2 separate regions of the Homo sapiens genome follow, and region 2 is linked to region 1. A link is an interaction called in ENCODE POLR2A ChIA-PET data of the cell type or tissue named here. Cell type or tissue: Panc1. All regions are shown on one strand. Each heading gives the region's core, and the rest is flanking DNA. Links, peaks and the distances in the headings are about the cores only. Region 1 overlaps ETS2 (ETS proto-oncogene 2, transcription factor). Region 2 overlaps LINC02943 (long intergenic non-protein coding RNA 2943).

What was found. Peaks named below come from ENCODE experiments on the same cell type or tissue, not always from the same donor. Only the 100,000 strongest peaks of a DNase experiment are listed, where the experiment ranks them.
Region 2: POLR2A ChIA-PET joins it to region 1 with 7 read pairs; 3 of 35 experiments call an interaction of 5 or more read pairs at or near these places.

Annotation. Positions count from the first base shown.
Region 1 is chr21:38,816,860-38,822,235 of GRCh38, forward strand. ETS2 (ETS proto-oncogene 2, transcription factor) reads left to right here. Exons shown (of 10, transcript NM_005239.6): 6 at 149-232; 7 at 1,566-1,787; 8 at 2,644-2,907; 9 at 4,727-4,845. Among named protein-coding and RNA genes, the nearest start is that of ETS2, 14 kb to the left of the region's middle. In Panc1, for the core only: no CTCF peak of the experiment used is centred there; no DNase peak of the experiment used is centred there; H3K27ac peaks cover 3,765 bases.
Region 2 is chr21:39,056,302-39,061,677 of GRCh38, forward strand. All of the region lies in intron 3 of LINC02943 (long intergenic non-protein coding RNA 2943), which reads right to left. Among named protein-coding and RNA genes, the nearest start is that of LINC02943, 26 kb to the right of the region's middle. In Panc1, for the core only: no CTCF peak of the experiment used is centred there; no DNase peak of the experiment used is centred there.

The DNA.
Region 1 (5,376 bases), core at 156-5,155:
ACGTGGAGCACCATGAGATTAAATGTGAAGCACTCCGTGCATCTCATCATTCTAAAATTATCATCTCACAGGAATTCAGAAAGTCAATTTGTTCTGTGTAGTTTTCACCTACATCTGCCATCTTACGTCTCCTGTGTCTGCTTTTCAGAAAACCAAGAAAAGACAGAAGATCAATATGAAGAAAATTCACACCTCACCTCCGTTCCTCATTGGATTAACAGCAATACATTAGGTCAGTCCGATTGATTCTGCCCTTAAGAACTTTGTCTTCAGTCTTCCCAGTAGACTTGGAATCTCTCTACTGTAGGCTCCTAAGGGGCCACCTAGACCTGTGTGTCTCTTATGGTGGCCACACGTGGGTGTTGAGCTATAAGCCATTGAAATGTGACTGGTCCACATCGAGATGTGTAGGAAGAGTATAGTCATGCACACCAGATTTGGAAGTCTTAGTATGAAACAGAGAATATAAAATGTCTCCCTGATAATTTTTAATGTATTGATTACATATTGAAATGATAATTGCTATATGAGGCCAAGTAAAATAAGAAAATTAACTTCACCTGTTTCTTTTTGCTTTTTTAATATGGCCACTAGAACTTTCGCAGTTGCTTAAGTGGCTCACACGATCTTCCATAGGTCAGCACTGTTAGTGCTAGTCCAGGCAATTCTTAGAGCAAGGAGCAGAACGAAGTGAGCTGATTACCGCAGTCACCAGTAATGTTGGTTTAGTGTAGCAAACAAGAGGCGGCAGGCACAGAGTGCGTGAAAAGCAATTTGTAAACTGGCTCTGAACTTGGGAGCTTAAAGAGCTGTCATGGAATCTGGGTCCTTTCTTCTGGTTGCTGATACTGGGGAGGGCACAGGGTCTGGCCAGGCCAGCGAGGGAGGGGTCCTCGGAACAGCAGGCTTGGGTGGTGTTGGTCCGGCCCAGTGTTTTCTCTCTGGCCCCAGCTCCACCATTCAGACCCGGTGAAGCCCACCTCTCTGCCCCACTGGGGGCTTCCTGCTCAGGAGGTCTTTCTGAACATGACAGTGGGACACCCTGTGCCTGCCTGAACCTGAATCAGAGTCAGAGAGCTTCCTTCCCTCTCCAGAAAATAAATTATTCTGCAATGAACAGAGACAGGAGCGGTGTGATGAAGGAGCAGAAAGCAGAGTGGGCTGTGCCTCAGCACACAGGGTTCATGGCCTGGTTCTGCCCTTATGAATCACACAGTACATGACACGTCACTTGGTCTGTCTGAGCCTTACTCTCCTCGGAAGCTAAAAGAGCCAGTGAGCCCTGTCTTCCTGAAGGTCCCATGAAAGCACTAGGGTTGTAGAAATAGGAACATTGAGTCCTGCCTGCAGAGGCTGCAGTCATTTTGGCAGAGGGCTGCTGGTTGAGAAGCTGAATGGTTTGAGAAGAAGGCCTGGTGACAGACCCCCACCAAAGCCCGGGTCTCCACTGAGGTTCTGCAGAGGGCTGGAGTGTGCGGAGTGCTCACCTGTCATTTGCTCGTAGGGGTTAGTTACTGGGGTAACACTGACTTTAAGAGCTCTGCCGTCCGATTGTTCTGTTCCAGGTTTTGGCACAGAGCAGGCGCCCTATGGAATGCAGACACAGAATTACCCCAAAGGCGGCCTCCTGGACAGCATGTGTCCGGCCTCCACACCCAGCGTACTCAGCTCTGAGCAGGAGTTTCAGATGTTCCCCAAGTCTCGGCTCAGCTCCGTCAGCGTCACCTACTGCTCTGTCAGTCAGGACTTCCCAGGCAGCAACTTGAATTTGCTCACCAACAATTCTGGTAAGATTGGAAGCATCTTTCAACAAGGCTGTTGCTTTGATTCTGAGAACCCCAGAGCCATAATGAACCTCTTAATAAATACTTCCTGGATTCAGCCATTAGAGAAGGGGGTCAAAGCCCATGTTCTAAGTGGATTTCCAACAAGCATACCCCTAATATGTTTCAGGCACTGGCCCAGGTACTGCAGGCATTGAGTAAACAAAACAGTCCCTGCTCTTACAGCCAGATTTCTCCACACTTTGGGATATTTATGGAGGCGATGCAGGAATGTGACATTTCTTCTTATGGAGATGTAACATAAATACAGTGCACAAGTCTCAGGTCATGTGGCTGGTTGGATTTGTGTATGTATGTATACCCATGTAATAACCATCCAGATGGAGATAGAGAAGTTTCCAGTAGCCTGGAAGATTCCTTCGTACCCCTTCCCATCAATAATGTCCCCCCGACAGAAGGGAACGATTCTGACTTTTATCATTACGGATTAGGTTTTGATTTTCTTGAACTTTACATAGATGGAATCATAAGGCATGTTTTCTTTTGTGTTTGTCTTTTACTCATCATGTCTGGGATTCATGCATGTTGTTGGATGTAGCAGCCATGTGTTCTTTTTCATCGCTGTATAGTATTCCATTATAAGAATTTTATTCATTCTACTGTTGATGGAAGATAGGATTTGTGTAGTATAGTTACCCTAAGGAATAAGCACCTGAGTAGAGAGCATTTTGAGAAGTCTGAGTGGTTCTACACCAGCAGGTGCATGATTGCACTGGTAGTGGTTGGTGATGCTATGGTCGTGCCCAAGACCAACTGTGTCCTGGAGGAATCAAAGTATGTGTTTGGTTGTCTTTGCCAGGGACTCCCAAAGACCACGACTCCCCTGAGAACGGTGCGGACAGCTTCGAGAGCTCAGACTCCCTCCTCCAGTCCTGGAACAGCCAGTCGTCCTTGCTGGATGTGCAACGGGTTCCTTCCTTCGAGAGCTTCGAAGATGACTGCAGCCAGTCTCTCTGCCTCAATAAGCCAACCATGTCTTTCAAGGATTACATCCAAGAGAGGAGTGACCCAGTGGAGCAAGGCAAACCAGTTATACCTGCAGCTGTGCTGGCCGGCTTCACAGGTGTGTGTGGAACTCCGAGAGCCTGGCCGCCCAGTCTCCTGGGTCCTGTCCCTTGCTTCCTTTCGAGCCACAGTACCACATTCACCGAGGGTGTTTCTAAGCTAGGTACACCAGTGCTCTACACTCCATGTTTTATGCGTGGCTTGCTGTATCTCTGAATTCGACAAAAGCCACACTTGGAGGAATTTTCATGTACACAGAGCTCCATGGAATGAGTGAAAATTGACAGGCCACTCCCTCCACCTGGGACGTTCTGAGGAATAGTTGGAGCAGGGGACATGGCCTGTGCAGTCTTCAGCCCTGACTCACCCACTCCAAGAATCTCAAAGAATGTAAACTGGCTTAGGGAGGGGCAGCAGAGCCAGTCTCAAATAATATGGGCACTGTTTACCTTTTCTTGCTTCTAAAATCTATCTGCTCTTATTTTTGAGGTTTGGGTGAGAGCTATTCTAGGCAGTGGACAAATATAAAGCTGTTTTTAGAAACAGGTATTTCCAGTACTTTAGCGAAAATACTGGGGCTTTGTTTTCACTGCTTCGTGTATCCTTAAATGCGTTTTTGTTTTTGTTTTTTTAACCATATGGAGCCACTGTGGATTGAAATTACCTAACTTAAAAAAATCTGATAAGTTTAAAATAAGGATACTGAGGCATTCATTCTTTTTCTGTCATCTAAGAACAATCAGCCACGTAAACGTATTAAAATACACGGAAAGAGTGTGTGAAAGCCATTATCGGTTTCATTATTGGGAGTTTAGGGCCTGAGAAGAATAAACAGCCATAACGTTAGTGTGGTTCATTTTAATAGTAACATAAGTTTCTGTTTATTGACTGCCAACTCTGTAGTTAAGTAGGCATACAGTCTGTAGGACAGCCTGGCATGGGGGTGGTATGAGGCCATTTTACAGATGGGGAAATTGGCTCACAGGCAGACAGCTATCGGTGCTCACACAGCTCTGGTTCTAGAATGCCTGTCCCGTGCTTTACAGCAAAGCTTTATTGATAACGGCCATTGCGTTTCTGAGGAAGAGCTATTTGGTAGAAAGAGGTTGGGCTTAGGGTCGGAAGATCTAGGCTCTTCTCCTGTTTGCTGTGATGGGCGTGTGATCCAGGACAAGGCACCTGGCCTCTGAGCCGCATCTTATCCCTCCTCTTTAGAACAGAACCACACTGACACCTGCTTTGCAAGGTGGTAGTTCTAAATGTCAATCGAGGACAGGTGGACGAGAAGCTCTTGGCAAAGCATGCTTCACCAGACAGAGGCTGTGAGGCAACGGGTGTGACCCCGCGTGGCTATTGAGTAAACCGGGCTCACATTAAGCAATTTACACATGGTCATTTGGCAGGAAGGTGGCATGGGATCCCACGTATGACACGCCTCATTCTGTGATGAAACACCCCCTCAGCCACCCCCATCTCTGCCCCACTGGGTGTTTCTAGAAAAAAACCTTGAAGGTTTTTACATAAGGAACAATTAAACCAGATGGGGAATTTTAATGCCAAGAGTTGGTGGCCCTAAACTTTCTTCCAGAAAGAACAAACCTAGCAATCAAGGGGAAGAGTGTCTCGCCTAGTGACCTTATTTTCTAGGAGTAGGCAGTGTGGAGCAGGAACTCACATTTGGTGCCCCGCCCCATCCCGTTAAAGCACTTAGTACTGTCACCAACACCTTGAGTGCCACCCTGAGTGTAACATCGGAACCCCATTCAGAGAGTTGGGTCTGCATTCCTAAATCAGCATGTACAATTAGGATGGTTAAAGACTTGCTGTATTTTACATCTGTGAAAGGGTATGATCCGTCTCCCTCCCTCTCCCCGCAGGAAGTGGACCTATTCAGCTGTGGCAGTTTCTCCTGGAGCTGCTATCAGACAAATCCTGCCAGTCATTCATCAGCTGGACTGGAGACGGATGGGAGTTTAAGCTCGCCGACCCCGATGAGGTATGGCCAGAGCCCTGGGAAATCTCTGGGCTTGAAAACCTGATTTCCTGCTTGCATTCAAAAACTCAGTTCTTTGGGCACAAAAAAGGGTTCACCAGTACTGCTGAGAATCTTTCCACGTGAGGCATCCTTGGCTGTTGGGAAAATGGAAGTGGAGTCATTGCTTTGTTGATAAACGTGTACAGTGTTTTCTGGGTATGCTTCATACAAGGGCGTTGCACAGATTTCACTGTCTTGATCAGTTGTCTGATCAAGAGGCCCAAGCTGCAAACTGAGGTTCTCTGCTGACCATCTGAAAATGCCTTAGGAAGGCTGCCCTTGTCCATCGGGGGAACAAGCCTCATGTGGCCCCGAGCCAGCCTTCTGTCCACTCCTTAGCTGAGCCCAGCAGTGTTGACCCCAGCCCTGCAGAGTTAGAACCAGGAGCCCTGTCTAAAGGAGAAGGCCAAGGGCAGGTGGGATACCAACCCCGCCAGAAAAGCGTTAGAGAGAAGCCCTTGGTCTCTGGCACTGGGGAGCGTAATCTGTCAC
Region 2 (5,376 bases), core at 204-5,203, 240 kb after region 1:
ACAAAAGAGCACCAAGATGTCACAGGTGGAAGAAAATGGAATCTGTGCTCCAAGACTCTGCAATCTCTATTAACAGCATTACTATTCAAAGTTTGTGAAAGAAAGTGCATGAATTCCGAAAGCCATTTGTTCCCTCTGACATGATGGAGCTTTGAGGAAAGACATCTAATAGAAGAGAAAAGATCAGAAGAGAAAAATCAAACAATTGTGTCTGTGAAGCATGCCTCCCTTCTTAGAACTTTCTAACGTTTAGGGCAATACCCAGACTTTCTTTCCTTGTTGTACTTCCACCCATGTCCCCCTCTTTGGGAGACAGGATCACCGGCAGGTGCTATGCTTTTCTTTGGGACCCCTTCAGTTTCTTCTCTTTACTTCCCATCTCACCCCTGACCATTCAGGCCTATTGCCTAATCCCATTTTTAATTTGCTGTCACTTTTTTTCTCTTCCTTCCCTTTGAGATGCTGCTTGGAACATTTTTCCTTTTCAGTATTCTCCTTTTAGAAATTTAGAACATTCGCCTTTGAAGTCTTATCTGCAATTTTTTTCCTCCTCATTAAGTTCCAAGTTCCACTGGAAAACTAGGAGAGAGGAACAAGTGGCAGATGACAAGAATATTAAAAAGGACTTAGAAACAGAAAATGCCACTCTCACAACAACCAGAATATAGAAAATTGAGCTCATGTAAGCTTCCTAGATCTTAACCGCACTGATGTGAGGCAAATTGCAAAGTCACAGAATTCCTGCAAAGGAAAGAAAAATTCTCTTCTCACAACATAGAGGGGGTTTGGTGTTATTGAGCCACGGTGCACCTGTGTGCTAATTTTAACCGCTCCTTTCCCTCCTGCCCCCATGCCCTTAGGGACATGCTGAAGACTCAGTAAGATGAAGGAGGAGCCCAGACACTCCCTCCTGGCTCCTTTTCCAGCCTCACCTGGAAACCTCCTCAGAGACTCCAATCCCTGCCCATGCCCACCCGCCAGACACTCCTCTTCCCTCTGTGCTCATTCTACAAACAAAATGCTTCAGGAGCATGGCCAGCAGCACTGGCTAGTTGCCATCAGGAGGGAGGGCTCCTGGTGAGCCCCCTCTCTCCTTGCCAGGTGTATTGCTTTCCTGCTGCTGCCATAACAAGTTCCCACAAACACAGTGGCTTACAACAACACAAATGGATTATCTTGCAGTTCTGGAGGCCAGATATCTGCAATGGGAAACACTGGGCTAAAATTGAGGTGTCAGCAGGGCTGGTTCCTTCTGGAAGTTTCAGGGGGGAATCTGTTTCTTTACCTTGACTGGTTTTCTAGACAAGGCTGCCTGCATTCCATGGCTCCTTCCTCCTCCTTCAAAGCCAGCAACAGCAGAATCATATCAACATGAGTTGGCACATGCAGGAATCATTTTGGGGTGGTAGGTGTTTTCATGCATGCGATGGCTTCCACGTGGTAGAGAGAGTTGACAGTAGCCCTTAATTTCTGATTTGGGCAACTGAGATGTGAGACAGGGGATACAGGGACAGAAAGGGACTTGATGAGAGTAGGTCATAATAATAGCTAGCACTGGCCGGGCATGGTGGCTCACGCCTGTAATCCCAACACTTTGGGAGGCCGAGGTGGGTGGATCACTTGAGGTCAGGAGTTTAAGACCATCCTGGCCAACACAGTGAAACCCCATCTCTACTAAAAATACAAAAAATTAGCCGGGTGTGGTGGCAGGCACCTGTAATCCCAGCTACTCAGGATGCTAAGGCAGGAGAATCGCTTGAACCCGGGAGGCAGAGGTTACAGTGAGCCGAGATCATGCCACTGCACTCCAGCCTGGCAATAGAGCGAGACTCCATCTCAAAAAAAAAAAAAAGAAATAATAGTCATAATCATAATAGCTAACATTTACCTGTTCACTCATTCATAAATACTGATTGAGGGTTCTGTGTGCCAGGCTGTATTTTTCCAGGCACTATGTAGACAATAGTGAACAAGACAGATGAAATCTCTGACCTGGGAGTCTTCTGCCAGAATCCATGAAACTATGGCAGGCCCACTTGTTAGTTTGCAAGTAAGGTAAAATCTCAGACAGCTCACAATTCTTCACAATGCTTTTTAAAACTGTGTATCTTAAGGCCTTTATACAAACACGTTAAATCTGGTCTATGGAGTCTGCCTAAACACTGGGAAAGACTTTAATCACAAAATATTAATTTTACACACCTTCTCACCGAGTTGAAAAGCAATGGAATCCCAAGGAAACATAGTAGATGCTAACTTACTATCCTCTGATTCCGTGGAAAGCTTATTTGCCATTTCTGGGATAGTTTGCTATACCCATTCGCAGGTTGGCCAGGATGACAGGGAACACCTTGTGTTCACATCTATTCTTGTCACCTGCTGCTCTGCTTCCTAGACACATGGCCAGACCAAATTTCCCAGTGTCTTTTGCAGATGGGTGAGGGTGTGACCATTCTGGCCAATGGAATAGGTGCAGAAGGAACTTATGCCCCTTCCTGGTCTGGCTCATAAAAAGCTTCTGTGTGGGCCGGGCGCGGTGGCTCATGCCTGTAATCCCAGCACTTTGGGAGGCCGAGGCGGGCAGATCACCTGAGGTCAGGAGTTTGAGACCTGCCTCAACATGGAGAAACCCTGTCTCAACTAAAAATACAAAAAAATTAGCTGGCGTGCTGGTGCATGCCTGTAATCCCAGCTACTCGGGAGGCTGAGGCAGGAGGATTGCTTGAACCTGGGAGGCGGAGGTTGCGGTGAGCCGAGATTGCGCCATTGCACTCCAGCCTGGGCAACAAGAGCGAAACTCCGTCTCAAAAAAAAAAGCTTCTGTGTGGTCTTTCATACACGCAGTCTCCTCCCACATCCACCAGCTGAATGGAGGAGATGGGAAGGCCCTGGAAAATGGAACCACCGTAAGGCAGGAGCCTGGGTCCCTGAGTGATGCTGTGGAGTAGACTTTCTCCCCCGCAAGTTTCTGCCATCACCTGGACTTTACATGAGTAAGAAAGAAACTCCATTGTTCTGAGCCACTGAAAAATTGGGGTTGTGTGTTACAGAGGTTAGCCTATGCTGACTAACTCAAACAGTTTCAGTATGTGGACCTCAAGTTTGTCTCACACACACATACAAATATATACACATAGATCAACGACACAGAAGCCACGCAGACAGAAACGCCAGGACACAGCCACCACCTATGACCGTGCTTAATCTTCTCTCAATTCTTGCAAGCTCCTCTCATGCACTGAGAAATGTCCCAGATTCAAGCATTATAATTGCTGTTATTTTTAGCAAGTTATTAAAGTTATATAAGTTATAAAGTTTTATAAATTATATAAGTGACCACTCTTGCTCGTGGAAAAATACCATAAAATGATGCATGGTTGAAGAGGCTCAGATTATCAGCAAGACGAGACCCTGGAAATATCAACCCTCCTCATGGATACTTGGAATTCAGTGTCTGTGAACTCCGTTTCGGGGACTTATGCCAAAGAGAGTTCCTTGTCACTTTCCTTATGGATCAAATGATCTCCATTTGGGAAGCTTCAGGAAACACCCAGCTAAGGTGAGAATGCAGCCAGCTTCTCCGTCCCAAAGGAAGACTTTGGGCTGTTTTGGGGTTTGTTTAAACCAGGCCCCTTTGTCAAAATTCTGTGAAGCAAGACCCACCTTTGTGGGTAGAGAAGAGTCCAACCCAATGCATGGATTTTAGTCCTGCCTCTGCTTTCTCCTTTTCTAACCTGTTGCTATTCAGGGAATCTTTCTAAAACTGGATAAAAATGTAATGCAGCAAATGCTTATCCAGTATATGCAACGTGCAAAGCTCCAAGTTCGGCACTTAGAAAGACGCTAAGATGGGGAGCGACACGGCCCCTGCCCATCTATCTCTGTCCTAACTCCCAAGGGTCTCTCCTTCTCCACTCCCAACAGTGCTGGGAGGTAGACAAGGGTTGCTGCCCCATTTAATGGATGAAGAAGCTGAGGCTTACAGAGCACAAGTTGTCTGCTGAAGATCACAAGGATCGATGGTGGCAGAGCTGAAACCAAACTGCAGATCTGTTGGGCATCCAGTCCAGCTCCACGCTACTCTCACCTCACTGCACACACGTGGAAACTTTATTGCAAACACTCCAAATTATGTTCAATTACTGGAAATATCAAAATTTGAGACCCAAACAAATTATATCTCAACCAACAACATTCAACCCAGGGGAAAGGCAGTTAAAGGGTATTTTACACACACACACACACACACACACGTGCACACACATGCATGCACATACATACACACACACTCAAATATCAAAATTTGAGACCCACACAAATTATATCTCAACCAACAACATTCAACCCAGGGGAAAGGCAGTTAAAGGGCATTTTACACACACACACACACACACACGTGCACACACATGCATGCACACACATACACACACACTCAATCCCTCACTCCACCTCTGAATTTCCTAGAGCATCATTCCACTCTGCCCTTTGCGAGGCCCATATTCGTAGCCTCTCTTGGTGTGGAACCACAGGGATAAGTCACAATATGTTCCCTCCCGGAATAAATCACCTGTCAGCTGTCCTGCAGCTAGAATTTCTCGGTGACCTGTCCCCAGCTGGTCCTGCTGTGACAGCCGCAACTTGGGATTCCTATTTTCCCTGGGAGCAGGTGACAGCTTGCAGGCTTGCTGAAAGACACCCATCCCAGCTTTGACGGGGCATCTGCAGGGCCCTCACCTTCCTCTGCAGGGTCCCCGAGCCTCCTGCTCATCCATTTCCCCTCCAGCACCCCCAGAGCAGCCTGGAGCCAGCCTGCAATGTCAGACACAGGCAGCAGGTCACTCAGGCCCATGCACAGAACCTGCTGTCCCATCTGCCTGGGCTGTCCCCAAGGCACAGGGGCTGCGGACACCCACCAACAGGGGGGAACCCAGAGGAGGGGCTCATAGAAGCAGGAGGACGGAGCAGGGCTGACCAACAGGCACAGGGACACAGCCCGTCAGCACTACCTCTGCTGTCTCTCTCGGTGGTTTCTGAAGGACCACTTACTGCTCAGCCCATCTTCAGCCCCTCTCCAGATCCCACCAACAGGGTTTAAGAACCTTTGCTATTTCTGCACCAACAGTTTGGTTTTCCAAACTGGGAGGCTTGTGATCAATGTGCCCTGATTGGAACCACCACCGCCACCCCCCACCAGCTGGACTGAAAGGCACCTCACTCAGAAGGAGCTAAAATCCACAGCTTGCAGTGTGACAGAGCTGGAGGAAGATGTAATAGAGGAATCAACGCATTTTCCAAGCCATTTGGGGACCGTGGTATGGTTCGGCCCATAGAGTCTCAGTCACCCCATGGAGGAGCTCATCAATGAGGCTTCAGAAC